3 separate regions of the Homo sapiens genome follow, and all the other regions are linked to region 1. Evidence: chromatin contacts called from ENCODE Hi-C or POLR2A ChIA-PET data. All regions are on one chromosome and are shown on one strand. Each heading gives the region's core, a stretch centred on a gene start or an enhancer-like site at or near the end of the contact. The rest is flanking DNA. Distances are from core to core; before and after follow the strand shown. Region 1 holds the start of ENC1 (ectodermal-neural cortex 1). Region 2 has its middle 23 kb from the start of F2R. Region 3 overlaps MRPS27 (mitochondrial ribosomal protein S27).

Evidence for each region. Hi-C counts contacts between places; a loop is a spot of excess contacts on that map. ChIA-PET counts read pairs that join two places held with the same protein, here RNA polymerase II (POLR2A). Pooled maps may share reads with other maps.
Region 2: a loop to region 1 is called in a pooled map, with 15 times the contacts of the local background. The contact joins the enhancer-like site here to the promoter of ENC1 in region 1. A Hi-C loop is called at or near these places in 1 of 168 maps with a recorded cell type or tissue (natural killer cell), 2 of 37 single-sample maps with no recorded cell type and 5 of 50 pooled maps.
Region 3: a pooled map shows a loop between it and region 1 (6-fold over the local background). The contact joins the enhancer-like site here to the promoter of ENC1 in region 1. A Hi-C loop is called at or near these places in 2 of 37 single-sample maps with no recorded cell type and 4 of 50 pooled maps. POLR2A ChIA-PET finds 5 or more read pairs at or near these places in 1 of 52 experiments (WTC11).

Annotation. Positions count from the first base shown.
Region 1 is chr5:74,639,370-74,642,387 of GRCh38, reverse strand. ENC1 (ectodermal-neural cortex 1) reads left to right here and starts at 1,660. Exons shown (of 3, transcript NM_003633.4): 1 at 1,660-2,081. It also overlaps a transcript of HEXB not described here. RefSeq lists enhancers at 1-674, 675-1,390, 1,852-2,211 and a silencer at 1,552-1,811.
Region 2 is chr5:76,738,037-76,740,886 of GRCh38, reverse strand. No RefSeq gene overlaps it. Among named protein-coding and RNA genes, the nearest start is that of F2R, 23 kb to the right of the region's middle. RefSeq lists enhancers at 1,468-1,537, 1,638-1,967. Within about 2 kb of position 1,338, at least 15 of the 41 ENCODE cell types and tissues checked have a DNase peak (open chromatin) inside an H3K27ac peak, as active enhancers do; they include natural killer cell, where a contact is called at or near this core.
Region 3 is chr5:72,300,425-72,303,560 of GRCh38, reverse strand. The region is part of intron 2 of MRPS27 (mitochondrial ribosomal protein S27); the gene reads left to right. Among named protein-coding and RNA genes, the nearest start is that of MRPS27, 18 kb to the left of the region's middle. RefSeq lists enhancers at 1,485-1,714, 1,274-2,229. Within about 2 kb of position 1,885, at least 4 of the 41 ENCODE cell types and tissues checked have a DNase peak (open chromatin) inside an H3K27ac peak, as active enhancers do.

The sequences.
Region 1 (3,018 bases), core at 411-2,910:
GCTTGCCAGCCCTCTCCTAACCTCGCAGCCCCCCTGGCTCTCCATACGTGGTTCTTGACATGAATTGATCCGGGCTGTCTCTGTGAATCAGCCTCAAGCCGAGACTCTGCATTAAAAAATATATATATTGAAAGGTTCGTGGTGAGGCTGCCGAGTTAATGCTAACAAAGGACTTCAGAGGGCACTGTCTTTCTTTGTTTGCAAGGAGCGAAATTTCTCGGCGCAAATACCAGGAAGGAACAAGGATAAAGGAAAATGAAATTAGAATGAAGAACTGACAGTCTTGGTTTCAGCAGTCTGGACTCTGGAAGCGCCATGTGGGGCCTCCTTAGCCAGTTTAAATCGCTCCTGCGCCTAGTGTTTTAAAGCAAGCTGGGAGGCGAAGCGCGGGCGCTTGGGGACGCGGGGACCCGGGGACGGAATAAACTCTGTCGTGGGGCCCTCACTCTCGAGCTGCAGAGCTGGGACATTGTTGCTAAGTGACTACGAGCCAGGCAATTCACATCTCCCTGGGCCTCGGTTCCCCACCTGTAAAACAAGGGGGCTGGACCGGTCATCTATCCCGTTCATTTATAGACTTAGCTCCAAATACCGAATAAAAGACAGATATTTTAACTCCCAGTGGAAAGACAAGCCTCTAGTTGCAAAGATAAATGGGATTCGTAAAAGTGATCACCACGCGAGATTATTTTTCGAATCGCCTTCCCTTCTCCTGACACGCGGGACTATTAAACGTGTGTGTGTGCTGGGCCATTTCTTTACTGAACTCCAAACTAACACCACCGAGCGATAAAAAACAGGAGAAGGTGATGGAGGCTTAATCGCTAGGAGAGGAGGCGGCGTGGCTGCTGCTTTGAGGAGTTCACTTTGAATCAAGCGGCCGCGGCGATTGGCTGAAAAGCACGTGGTGCGCGCCCCGCAGGACTGCGCCCCGGCTGCCCCTGCAGTCGCCTGGCTTAGGGCAGAGTCCAGCCGGGGGTGCCGCACCCACTGGGGAGTGGGGAGGGAGGACACATAGGAAATGCCTGGGGCTGGAGTCTCTTTGGCTCTCTGCCAGCAAGAAACTTAAACGTCCTGGCTTGCTCAACCCGAGTGTCCCTAAACTGTCCAGACTTTTGCCCGTCCATTGCCACTATCTCTCCCCACTCTGGGTGTCCTACCCAAGGCGCTGTCTATGCGTGCCCAGGGCCTGTCCTGCGGATACCCAGCTCGCCCCTTGCAGCCCTTTTTAGAGCATCTCGCGGGCTCTGGCATCACCAAGCGCACAGCCCCGGGCTGCGCTCCCCTAAGGTGGGTCCCTCAGATCCGGGGCTGTCCATTAACCAGGCTGGCCCAAAGAGGCGCAGACACTCGAACCCGGGAAAACTTATTTTATTCTCGGTTCCCGGGGTTGCAGCTGCCAGCGGCTGAGACAGTGCGTCCGCTTTGTCTCTCTGCACTCCCCGCAGCCCCCCTCTCCCGCTTCCTCTCCCGATTAACTCCCCCGACACGCTCTTCTCTAGCTCCTCTCCTCCTCCCACTCCTTCTCCTCCTCTTCCTCCTCCTACACCACAGGCCGCGCTAATGCGCTTCCTCCCTCCCCCGGTGTCGGTCTCTTTGCATACGCGCCCCCTCCCCTCCCCGCCGCGCCACTTATAGCGGGGCGCACGGCGGCGGGGCGCAGACTGCTCTGGCAGCCGGAGAGGAGGCGGTGCGGCGGTGGCGCTGCGGAGACCCGGTCCAGACGCCTGGCGGCCGCCGGCACACAAGGCGCTTTCTAGCTCCCTCCCCCGAGCGCACAGCCCGCCTCCTTCCGCGGCGCCTGCAGTGGCAGGCTTGCTCTGCCCTACCGTGACGCGCTCCGGAGACGCTCTGCGGGTCCTGGACACCGGGTCCGCGGCGTGGGGACGACAGACGGAGGCGAACGCCATCGGTAGCCGGTCCGCGAGCCATCGTTCGGGGCGCAGTCCTCTCCCCGGCTGGCCCTCCTTTCTCCGGGGCATTCGCCACCGCTTCCCTGGGCTGAGACGACCGGTTCGTCGCCTCCTTGCCCGTGACCGTCGCTAGAACTCAGTTGTGCGTTGCGGCCAGTCGCCACTGCTGTAAGTTTCCCCCACTGCCCCGGACCTGTTGCAGGCGCTGCGGGCTTCAGGGGCTGCTTCGGCTGCAGGGGTGTGTTCGCGAGGGGTGAGCGTGCTCCGAGCACTCGGGAGCTTCGACTAGAGGGCAAGGGGAGCTCTTCTCGGTGCGGAGATCACGGTGCCCGCCGCTGCCCTCCCACAGCAGGCAGAAGCCGGGCATCGCCGGAGAGGTCGACCGGCCTCCCCTCCGCGGTGCAATGTCTGGGGCGAGCCGCTGGGGAAGCGAGGAGCCGAGCTAAGGATACAGTCAGCCTCTCTCCTCTGCGGAAAGCAGCGCTTTCCTGGGGGTGAATGTCGCGCTGCGTCGCTCCCCGCAGCCTCCAGGGCCGAGCGCGCGGGATGGTTGGCCCACGTTGCATCCTCCCCGGCTTGGAGGAAAGTTGGGGCCATGCACAGACACCCTGAGTGCGGGCATGTTCACTGCGGCGGAAATGTCTATAGAGAATGAATGAAAACTGCTTTCTGAAAAACTAGTTTCTTGATCTGTCGTGTTAACATTATTAGTTACAAAGGATAGGAATTGGTGGGCCTGGAGATGAAACACTGAATTTATCCACATGCGGTTTGGTGTCACACAGGCATGGCCAGCTTGTTAAATAGCGTTGCAAGTGTTAATAAAAAGACTCTGGCAAGAAGCTACTTTTGTTAACAAGATCTTTATAATGTTCTATTGTTACCGGTAATGTAAATGCCCAGAAAAAAATCTGCTTAGTTTCTCTTTTGATTGGATTGAGATCAGGTTCAAAACCTGGAGAAGGGTGCGGGACGCTAAGCATTGGAGGCAGAGAGCCTGAGTTAGGAGCATGAAGTGAACTGAAGTTACTGTAACTGAAGCCCTTTTGATGTTCACAGTAATAGCAGCCCTTTCTCTGTCTTCTTTGCAGACGTAGGTTAAGTA
Region 2 (2,850 bases), core at 89-2,588, 2.1 Mb before region 1:
TCCGTTGCCCAGGCTGGAGTGGCGCCATCTTGACTCACTGCAACCTCTACCTTCTGGCCTCCTGGGTTCAAACAATTCTCCTGCCTCAGCCCCCCGAGTAGCTGGGATTTCATGAGCATGCTGCCATGCCTGGCTAATTTTTGTATTTTTAGGAGTGTAGGGGTTCCACCATGTTGACCAGTCTGGTCTCAAACTCCTGACCTCAAGGGATCCTCTCGCCTCGGCCTCCCAAAGTGTTGGGATGACAGGCATGAGCTACCACACCACCAGGAACAAAATGACTTTAAATAATTGCCCACAGGCATGGGGGGTGGTGGGTAGGGGGAGGGTATGTGCCGGGGGTGTGACTGAAGTCCTCTACTCCCGTCTCTCTGGGCCTAATAAATTTTGCACACCTCACATAGCTCAGACTGCTGAGGGATTTTTCTTTTCTTAGTATCAACCCTGGTTTACACATCAGAATCTTCTGAGGAGCTTGAAAACAATATCAATGTCCAGGCCTCGCCCCCAGAGATTGGCACTGGAATTGTTTAGAAGCTCTCCAGTGATTCTATGCGCAACCAGAGTTGAGAACTGATTTAGTTTCTTTTCTTTTCTTTCTTTCTTTTCTTTTTTTTTTTTTTTTGAGACAGAGTCTCGTTCTGTTGCCCAGGCTGGAGTGCAGTGGTGCCATCTCGGCTCAGTGCAGCGTCTGCCTCCCGGGTTCCAGCAATTCTCCTGCCTCAGCCACCCGGGTAGCTGGATTACAGGCACGTGCCACCATGTCTGACTAATTTTTGTATTTTTAGTAGAGACAGGGTTTCACCATGTTGGCCAGCCTGGTCTCGAACTGCTGACCTCAGGTGATCCGCCCGCCTTGGCTTCCCAAAAAGCTAGGATTACAGGCATGAGCCACCAGGCCTGGCCAACTGATTTAGTTTCTAAAACTTGTTACAAGGCAGAGCTGATAAAATTCTAAATCTGAGGTCTTCAAATTTTGTGCTTCCTAACTAAACATTAAGTATTAGGATTAAATCCCAAAGCCAGTTAGCTTCTGGAGGATGGGAATATATTATTTGTCTTGTTTTTTTTAAAATATGTGTCAGCTAGTTTCAAGAGCAACTAGATATCCCAGGATAGGAAACAAAACAACAAAAATAGATATCAAATGATTATGGTTTTGCTCACGAATGCATCTCAGTATTGGACAGCCCACCCTTCGTGGTGTTTTCACTTCCTTGGATGGGTCGCATAGCAGCACACCAAAATGACCTGCAGATGTAGTCATTAAGATAGGCAAAACAGCCAGACTGGCCCTGCCACCATGCAGGCTACTATAGATGCAGCTTTCTTTTCTTTTTTTTTTTTTTGAGATGGAGTTTCGCTCTTGTCATCCAGGCTGGATGGCACAATCTCGGCTCACTGCAACCTCTGCCTCCTGGGTTCAAGCAATTCTCCTGCCTCAGCCTCCTGAGTAGCTGGGATTACAGGTGTGTGCCACCACATCTGGCTAATTTTTGTATTTTTAGTAGAGACAGGGTTTCACATGTTGGCCAGGCTGGTCTCAAACTCCCGACCTCAGGTGATCCACCCGCCTCGGCCTCACTAAAGTGCTGGGATTACAGCGGTGAGCCACCGTGCCCTGGCCAGATGCAGCTTTCAAAGCTCATCTCCTTACTGCTTATGAGTCATTTCCTGAAGTGATAAACACACAGCCTGCTGGGTTGAAACTGTACATGCTGTGTTATCTGAATTCTGAGATGCTACTGAATTTGACCTCTGGTTTTCCGTGTGTTTCCATAAGACTAGCATGCAATCAACAGTCCCCATGACAACAAACTTGGCGCTTGAGTTTCACTTTACAGGAATGCCACCATGGGTAGAATCTGCTGCTGTTCTGAATTGTCTCTTGGTCTTCTGGTCTGAAACTTTGCTCAGCAAGCACCTCTCTCTTTCCTTTACACAGCAGGTGGCTGAAAATCAGACCTCACACAGAGCTTCCTGTTCTGTGGACCACACCATACCTGATGACGTGAATCAGTATCTTTTCTTTTCTTTTTGTGACAGGGTCTCACTCTGTCACCCAGGCTGAAGTGTAGTGGCACCATCTTGGCTCATTGCAACCTCCGCCTCCCAGGCTCAAGCCATCCTCCCACCTTAGCCTCCCAAGTAGCTGGAACTACAGGCATGAGCCATCACGCTCGGCTAATTTTTGTATTTTTCGTAGAGACGGGGTTTTGCCATTTTGCCTAGGCTGGTCTCGAACTCCTGGGCTCAAACCATTCATCCGCCTTAGCCTTCCAAAGTGCTGGGATAATAGGCGTGAGCCACTGAGCCTGGATGTTGAATCAGTTTCTTGCTCCAAGACTTGGAACCCCTCAGCTCTGAAACAGCCAGAAACCCAGAGTGGTGCCTGCAGCTCTAAGCCAACTCTTTACCCCTGTTTGCTTTTATGCTTTTATAATAATTACCAGTTTATCTGTTTTCTTCAAGTCAATAAAGTTGGGACATCTTGGATAAGGGCAGTGGTTTTCAAACTTCTTTTGCTCAGAACACCTTAATACACTTAAAATTATTGAGGACCAGCAAAGAGCCTTTGTTTATGTGGGTTGCATCCATTGGTGTGCTGGAGTCAACTTGTACCTGCTCACAAGAATTCAATATTCAGGAAATTTGTCAAGCCAACTGTTAAACAGTTGGGAGCTTGAAACTGGAAAAGAAGGGAGTATTCACACCATCAAAATTGGCAAATGCTAGTTTGCCAGATCAGGCTTTTTTTCTTTTTGTGGAGATCCTGCTTAGCAGCACATCACTGACTTTTTTTCTTTTTCATTTTTTGAGACAGCCTTGCTCTGCTCTGTCGTCCAGGCT
Region 3 (3,136 bases), core at 636-3,135, 2.3 Mb after region 1:
AATAATAATTTTACTTTTTTGACTTGAGATTGTATACATATCCTGAATCTAGAAACCTATATTTTTTATCAATTCTAAAAAATTCTCATCATTGTCTCATCATACATTCTTATTCATATTTCTATATCTTTGCTCTTTTACAGTTCTCATTTTTATCTTTGCAGCATTCTGTGTAATTATCTGCCTTTCAGTTCACTCTCACTTCACCTGTGTCTAACCTGCTTTTTAACTTATTCATTGTTTACTTTTTACAGCTTTGATGAGGTATTCTTCACATAAAATAAACTATGTATATTTAAATGTACAATTTGATCAGTTTTGACCAATGTACAGGTGTATATGTCCATAAAGTCATCTCCATGATCAAGATAATGAGCATATGTGTCACCTGCCAAAGTTTTCTCCTATTCTTTAACCCTTTTCTCCTTCCGCTTCTGGCCCTATACCCCAAATTCCCAGGCAACCATGGATATGCTTTTTTGTTTCTATAGAATAGTTCACAATTTTTAGAATTTTATATAGTGAAGTCAACTCTTCAAACAAAATTCTCAGCTTGGTATATTTTGGATCACAAAAGAAGAGTGGATTAAATCCCCAAAGAGGCATGAGGGCTGACTTGTAGTTTATAATCTTCAGGGGACAAGTGTCCCGGTTGTTTACTTTTTAGGGTGCATTATTGTAGTGATAAGTTTTACCTTTTCACTTCAGGTGTAGTTCCCTTAGGTGGTCCTGGCTTTACCTGAGGATCTCTGAACAAGCTTCTCATCTTACAAGTATTGGTTTTATCCTCTGTCCCCATAAGTCACTGAAACTAAAGCTCTCCATCACTGTAGATCATCACATGCTCTCAAAAGGACTGCTCCCCTCAAAGGGACTGCTCCTCTAAACACTCCAAGTTCATGTTTCCATCTTGCCTTTGGCCTCTGACAGTTACATCTACCTTCTTGAAAGCTCAGTCATATATTTGGGGGAAAATTGATATTTTGTTTTATTTTTATAGTAGGAGGAATTTTTTAAAGATATTTAATTCATTTTATTCCAGCAATGGAATTCCTATTCAGTATCTTCTTTGAGCTTAGGAGCAACATCTAAGACTTCTTTTGTGTTCCCTCCCATGGTTGCTCCCAAACATAACTGACGTGCTTGATTGGCTACAATCTTCTGGGGCTATTGTTTAAGTCTCTCGTGCTACCTCAAACCCAGGGAATTAGAGTCTCCCTCTGGGTGAAAAGAATCCTAGGAATCTGAAGTTTTAAAGCCCCTCAGGCAATCTGAATCCTCACCCAGGCTTGTGGGCCATTGCACTCTTACTGGGAATAGTGCAGGGTTCTCAATACAATCTTGTATATTCTGAGATCGTTAATAGTATTGCTTTCTTCAAATGGGAAGGGCATTTTTAGTATACATTTTATTTTCTGGACATACTTCCACATTGTCTGTCTAGCTTCAAGTTTTGTTAAATGAAGAATTCAAATTTCAGATCCATTTTCCCATATAGTCTGTTGTCCACAACCATCTGCCACAGTATGTATTCCTGAGGAGCTGAATAGCAAGCAAAAAAGTATCTTCTTTGGCACATCTCTTTGAACAAAACCTGGGCATCTGCTGGCCCCTCACTGAAACATGAGGTGGGATTTTGACTGTGGAAGCCCACAGTCCAGAAGCCTGTGGCGCTGGCCCTCTGCACGCCGCAGCTGTCCCAGCTTTCCTGGCCGTCCCTGCTCTGTGCAGTTTTCTGCCTCATTCATCACGGCAGTGCTATACTGTGAGGTGATTGGCCACATGATATATTTAGCAGCAAACCTTTCTCTGACTTGGAAAATGCAAATGTTATTCATTAGATGCTGGCTTTGCAGCTGTTACCTTTTCTGAGGCTCCAGCCAATTTCACTTGACTAAAGATGCCTTGGTGCGAAGGATTCACATGCAATCTTGAGTTACCACACTACAGAGGTGATCAGTGAAGCCACCTTATTCCAGAGTTTGGTTATACATTGTGCATGATGTGAAACCCACAAAGAAATGATGGGTTTTTCATTTTAATTAGGCCATAGATCCTGATCTTGCTATTTTAAGTTAAATTGTAAATTTCAGGTAGAGGGAGGTAATTTCTCATATTGCCTCTCATCTAAACACAGAAGCCTTCATTATGAAATGATCAAAAGATTTGCTATTATGAGAGAGACATTTAACATCTGTAAGCAAGTAGATTTAATGCTATTAAGTTGCCTTAGTGTGAAGGGGGTTTAAGGACTTTTTTGTTTTTATTTTGCTTTAATCACTTGGCTTCAATCCCTTTAAGATAGTCATAAGAAAAGCTAATTGCTTTCATATCGTATCAAGTTCTAAAGTTCTAAAGTTGTTTTCCCCCAGTAGGTACTGAGTCATTGAGATCAATCCCTCAGGGAAAAAAGAGAGGAAAAAATGGTTAAATGCACAACAATAGGTTTTCAACAAATACTTATTACTTGATCATTTCTGGTGTGTCCTTATTACTTGATACCAATTTCTTCCACCAGGGAGTAAACAAACCTTGGAAACCCAATTGCTTTTTTCTTTCTTCCTTTTCTTCCTTTGATTCATTTCTTTAGGTATTTACTAGGTGCCTTTTATGGAACTGTTCTAGGGACTGAGAGTGTGTATATTAGTAATTATATGGATTTTATTTTTAGTGTAAGAGACAGAAAAACAACACAGATTAGCATTTATTGGTTTTTATCCTGATTGGCTGATTTATCTTTTAAAATGCTCACTCAGACTGCTGGGTGGAGATTAGATAATAAGGGTGGGGACAGTAGTTAAAACAAGGTCAGGAGATGAGAGATACTGGTGGCTTAGCAGTAGTGGTGATGAGAAATATATAGTTATTTTTCAAATCTAGAGCCTGTAGGATTTATTGACAAATTGGTTATAGAGTGTGAAAAGAATGGGGTCAAGGATGATGCCTACATTTTTGGCCTCAGTAAACCAGCCAATGTGGTGGTCATTTACTGAGATAGGAAAAGCATATTGAAAGTGGAAGGTTGAGGAAATAAGAGAACATGTGATGTTTAGATACCTATTAGACACCCAGATGGAAATATCACCTATGTAATTGGAAATGCAAGTCTGGAGTTAAAGGGAGAAGACAGGGTAGG